Regions from separate parts of the Homo sapiens genome. Here region 2 is linked to region 1. A link is a loop called in an ENCODE intact Hi-C map of the cell type or tissue named here. Cell type or tissue: IMR-90. All regions are shown on one strand. Each heading gives the region's core, and the rest is flanking DNA. Links, peaks and the distances in the headings are about the cores only.

Region 1 (2,931 bases), core at 192-2,691:
AGAGGGATTTCCAAAGGGATGTTAAAATCAACACACGGCTGAAAGGATGCAAAGATCAACCTCATAACAAAAATTCACCTCCTTGTCTGGGCTAGTCCAGTATTATTAGTTCCATCTATTATCCTAGGGCCTTTTCCCCCTCAACTTTCACATATCTCCTGAGGGAAAAACAAATAAAGGAGAGAACTATCTTCTCATTCACCCACCCTTTCTTTCATGTCTTTACTGGTAATAAATTCTTCTGAACATCTAGAGCCAAGCTGTACACATCCTCTATTCCTCAAGAATGTTGACGTCTCCTGTCTTGGATCTTCACCAGTCAGGATCTAGTCCATGAGGGAGTTAGTATAAGAAGGCATTATCCTACAGATCTCAGCAGTGGTTCCTCTGTTGTGCTTCTCTCTTTCTTGTGTGGAAGAAATAAACGGAGACCATCCAAATGAGAACAAGGAAAGGTGATTCATTCAGAGCTTGCTCTAGCAAGAGAGCCAGCCGCAATCGCTTGTGTTTGGCAGAGCTGCAAAGGCAGGCAGAGAGATGGAATAGCTTTATAGTGGAAAAACGGGAGGCTTGGGTATACCCTGTTGTTGGCCTGGGGAAGCTGCAGGTAGACTAACTAGAAGCCTACCCAACCCCTTCTTCAAAGTGCCTGTCTCTGGTCTTTGCCTGAGACTACACTTCCCAGCCTGTCAGAATGGCCACATTGCTATCTGTAACCCTTTACAAGAAATAAAGTATCCTTTTCCAGATTTGTACATCTTACGATTTTTCTTCAGTTAAGTGCCTACACAGAGCACTTGGTTAGCGGTCATATTTGACATTCTTGATTGGTTAGTTGTCATATTTGACATTCTCCTGACATTTAACTTGATTGGTTAGGGGTCATATTTGACATTCTCCTGTTGGTCCTATGTTGTAAGTGGAGACAAAAATTAAGGAAGCTTAATTACATAGACCATGTTCTTGACTGGGAATATAATAAAGATGTCAATTCTCTCCAAATTAATCTGTAAATCTACTAATATTCCATTTCAGATTTCATTAAGGTTTTTGAACTTGACAGGCCAAAGTTAAATTTCATTTGGAAGAGCAAAGGGCCACAAAACCACTTTTAATGAAAAAGAAAGGGGAAGTCCTTATTCTAAGGAATATCACTGTAAAATGTAATGATTAAGACATTGTGATCTTGACGTAGTAAAGACAAAAAACATAGGTGAAACATATTAGAAAGTAAATATAGAAATCTGATGTACACTGAATTAACATTATAAATCAGTGGGAAAAAATAAACTATTTAAAACATGGTTTGGAGTCTATAGAAAGAGATTATTAAGATCCTTAAATTCACCCCATAGATAAAAGTCAATTTTAGGAGAATTAAAAGCCTAAATGTGAAAAACAAACTTTGAAAAATTTCAGAAGAAAATGTAAGAGAATAACTTTTTAAAGTTGTGATAAGGGGCCAGGCACGGTGGCTCATGTCTGTAATCCCAACATTTTAGTAGGCCAAGGTGGGAAGATTGCTTAAGCCCAGGAGTTCAAGACTAGCATGGGCAATATAGTCAGACCCTGTCTCTACAAAAAATTAAAAATTAGCCGGCCATGGTGGCACACACCTGTAGTCCCAGCTACTTGGGAGGCTGAGGTGGGAGGATCTCTTGAGCCTGGGTGTCGAGGCTATAGTGAGCCATGATTGCATCACTGCACTCCAGCCTGGGCAACAGAGTAAGACCCCATCTCTTTTTAAAAAAAAAAAAATGTGATAAGGAAGGAAATCTTATATAAGATACAAAAAGTATAAATCATAAGAGAAAAAATCGATTAACTTAACTACATTACTTCCTGAAACTTTTATGTGAAAAAAAGACACATTTAAAAAAAGAGAATATAACGAAAACCACCAAATTATATAATTTTAAAAGGGTGAGTGGTGGCTGGGTGTAGTGGCTCACGCCTGTAATCCCAGCACTTTGGGAGGCTGAGGCGGGTGAATCACGAGGTCAAGAGATCAAGACCATCCTGGCTAACATGGTGAAACCCCGTCTCTACTAAAAAAAAATACGAAAAATTAGCTGGGCGTGGTGGTGGGCACCTGTAGTCCCAGCTATTCAGGAGGCTGAGGCAGGAGAATGGCGTGAACCCAGAAGGTGGAGCTTGCAGTGAGCCGAGATCGCGCCACTGCACTCCAGCCTGGGCAACAGAGCGAGACTCCGTCTCAAAAAAAAAAAAAAGGTGGGTGGGTGGTATGGTATGTAAATTATATCTCAATTAAGCTGATATTTACAAAGTGTAAAGGCTTAAAATAAAAATAACCTACCACTTTATACCCGTAAGATTGGCAAAATGTTTAAAGTCTGGCAATACCAAGGGTGTGCAAGAATGTGAAATATACTGTGGGAATAAATGCTGGGGAGATATAAATTGTTACAACCACTTTGAAATTTGTCAATGTCCAATAAGCTTGAAGATGTTTGTACCGCATCATCCAGAAGTTCATGTCCACATATATATACTATAGAAACTTGAACACGTGTGACCTCAAAGACTTGTAAAAAATGTGCACAGCAGCATATTAAAATCAAAAAATTTTAAACTCATCTAAATAATCACTAAGGGAAATGTTTAAATTATGGGATATTCATAAATGAATTACTGCATAGCAGTCAAGAAGAATAAACAAAAGCTGCACGAATCAACATGGTAACGCTATGTTGCTACATGTGGAAAATGGGGGCAGGGAAAGAATCTGAAGGGGACACAAAGGGAGCTTCATATAGACCAAGCTTCAGTTCACATCTGTGGAATGTTTTATTTTGTGTTTCCAAAATCTGAGGCAAAATGTAGCAACAATGTCATTTGTAAGATCTGGGCAGTGGTACATGAGTGTTTATTATCTTATTTTTGTACTTTGTATATCTGAAATAATTTCAA
Region 2 (2,931 bases), core at 193-2,692, 50 kb before region 1:
AGGGTAAAAAGTTCAATATTAAATCTGCATTTGATTTATCCTTATTTTCCCCCAAACGTCTTTTGTTTGCAAACCTATAGTAAGATTAAAGGAATACTCCAGGCACTCTTACAGTTCACTTAGATTCACCAACTGTCAGCATTTTGCTACATTTGTAGATAGATAGAGAGATGGAGAAATAACAAGAGAGAGAGAGATACAACTTGTATGTGTTTTCATGGACCTCAATACAGAGATAGATATTATTTATTGTACAAGTACTTAAAAATAAGTTTTAGATGTAAAAATTTCAACATGTATACCCTAGACACAAGGACACTCTCCTACATAAACAGAATTCTATCATCATAATGAAAAAAATTAAGATTGCTTTAACTATGTTATCTAATACACAGCTCATATTCAAATTTCCTCAATTGTCTCAATATTGGCAACTAATAGCTTTATTTCTGCCACATTGATAGAATAAATGAGAGAAATGACATGCAGAAAATGCATTTGATGAAATTTAATATCATTTCATGATTAAAAAATAATTCTCAGCAAATGAACTCTAAAAGGGAACTTCCTTCTGATAAATATTATGTATGAAAAAACCTACTGCTAACATTATACATAATAGAGAAATCACTGAAAGCTTTCTTCCTGAGATCAGAAAAAACATAGATGTTCATCACCTCTATTACACCTAGCCAGTGGAATAAGGCCAAAATAAATACATAAATAGTATAATTATTGGGAAAAAAGTAATCATGTAATTATTCACAGATGACAGGATTGCATACATAGAAAAGCCAAAAGAACTCCAACGATAAGATTTTTTAAAGAATTTAGCAAAGTTGGTGGATGCAAACTCATATGGTATATATGTACATATTACTTTTAAAAATTGAAGAATAAAATAAAAATCAATACCGTACACAACAGCATGCAAAAAACCAGATACACAGGGATAACTTATTGAAAGACGTGCCCTTTGATTTACTGAAAACTAAACTGTTGCTGAGAGAATAACTAAATAAATGAACACACCATGCTCATGAATTGAAGACTCATTTGTAAAGACGTCAATTTTCCCCAAATCTATCGACATATTCAATCTTACCCCATTCATCCAGCAGGTGTTTTGGGGAAATCAATAAGATGATTCTAAATTTTATATGGAAATGAAAAAGACCAAAAAACAAAAAACCTGATCGAATTTTAAGAACAGATTTGAAATTTTTTCACTACCAACAAGATTCATTATGAAATCACAGTATTCAAATAGCATGATGTTGATTCAATGATGAACAAACTGGTGAAACTGTGGTACTTTGTTCCAGCAGCAACTGGAAACAAACACACAGAGACACACAGGGCCAATTGTTGCTTGGTCATGTTAGCCTGCATGCCCAGCCCCACGGGCATATGTGCATTCTACATTCTGTGTCCTGTATCTGCTCAGATACTATCTCTCACAGTGTATTTTGGATATAGTTTCTTCAAATATACCAATCCCTGTACAATTCTGTTCCTATCTGTATTTTGTCTGCTGTTAGTACATTCATTGAGTATTTAATTTTAGCGATCCTATTTTTCATTCCTAGGACTTTATTTTCGAATCCCTTGTTTCTTTTTCATAATCTTTTGTTTTACTTGAAATCTACTTCTCACTGGCAGGCACAGTGAATCACACCGGTAATCCCAGCACTTTGGGAGGCTGAGGCAAGCATAACACTTGAAGTCAGGAGTTCGAGACCAGCCTGGCCAACATGGTGAAACCCCACTCTATTAAAAGTTTAATAATTAACTGGGTGTGGTGGTACATACCTATAATTCCAGCTACTCCGGAGGCTGAGGCAGGAAAATCCCTTGAACCTGGGAGGTGGAGGTTGCAATGAGCTGAGATCATGCCACTGCACTCCAGCCTGGGCAACAGAGTGAGACTCTGTATCAAAAAAAAAAAAAAAAAAAAAAAAAAAAAGGGAAAAAATTGACTTCTCTTTTTCATCATTTTAACCCTTTTTAAAATTTTTAAATTGTTCTAGTATTTCCAATTCCTATGCAATTAACACTCATCTTTGCAACATCATTTGCTTTCCTCACTAGATTTTCTTAATTGACAAATAATAATTGTATAAATTTATGCTCTTCGATGGGATGTTTTGATATATTTATAGTAGAAATATTTTTTATTATTTTTTGAGTTTGTCTTTAGCAGTGACTTATTATTCTATGAGTGTCTCCTGTACCTTGGGTTACAAGAAAATTTTACATTTGCATCTGAGAAAGGGCCAAAGGAACAAATTCCTCATGGCTGACTTGTTTTTCCCATCCAGGCTTCCCAGTACTGTTCAAGGAAAGTGAGTGGAGTTGAAGTTTAAGATTCAGGCATGACACTTGCTCCGAGCTCTTTCACTTCATATGCACCTGCGACCACTATTTGGCCATCACATATACCCAGTCCCCAATCACTGTGGGCTTTCAGTGTCTCCTTGCTATTCTCATTTTTATTTCCAGTTTTGGCGTTAGTCCTGGAAATTACAGTCTTTTGAGCTCATTTTATGTTTATAAGCATTTACAAGATGTCCCATTTGCATAAGCTCAGATTGTTACATTGCTGGAAGGTCAAACATTTGTCCTTTGAAAAGGGGTGTGATAAAATAGTTTACTTTTATCTTATTTATTCTGCATTATGATTCTGTGCGGTAGATAGTAAATTTATATATAATAAGTTCAAATATTAAATAGATTCAGCAATAAGCAGGTTTGTCTCACAGAAGAGGCAGGATTCAAAAGCAGGTGCGTCAGAAGCCCAGGGGCATGTTCTTAGACAATACATATTTTTCCTTGTAAATTTCCTTTTTTCTGTTAGGTTAAGAATTTGTTTCATATACACAGAAAAATATGATAAATAGATTGACAGTGAGAGAAAGAGAGGGATGTTTT

The links. Hi-C counts contacts between places; a loop is a spot of excess contacts. Peaks named below come from ENCODE experiments on the same cell type or tissue, not always from the same donor. Only the 100,000 strongest peaks of a DNase experiment are listed, where the experiment ranks them.
Region 2: a loop joins it to region 1, with 6 times the contacts of the local background. A loop is called at or near these places in 2 of 110 quality-filtered maps.

The regions. Positions count from the first base shown.
Region 1 is chr18:59,976,033-59,978,963 of GRCh38, reverse strand. No RefSeq gene overlaps it. Among named protein-coding and RNA genes, the nearest start is that of PMAIP1, 78 kb to the right of the region's middle. In IMR-90, for the core only: no CTCF peak of the experiment used is centred there; no DNase peak of the experiment used is centred there.
Region 2 is chr18:60,026,065-60,028,995 of GRCh38, reverse strand. It overlaps LOC105372152 (a long non-coding RNA gene), which reads right to left and starts at 1,930. Exons shown (of 2, transcript XR_935549.2): 1 at 1,813-1,930. In IMR-90, for the core only: no CTCF peak of the experiment used is centred there; no DNase peak of the experiment used is centred there.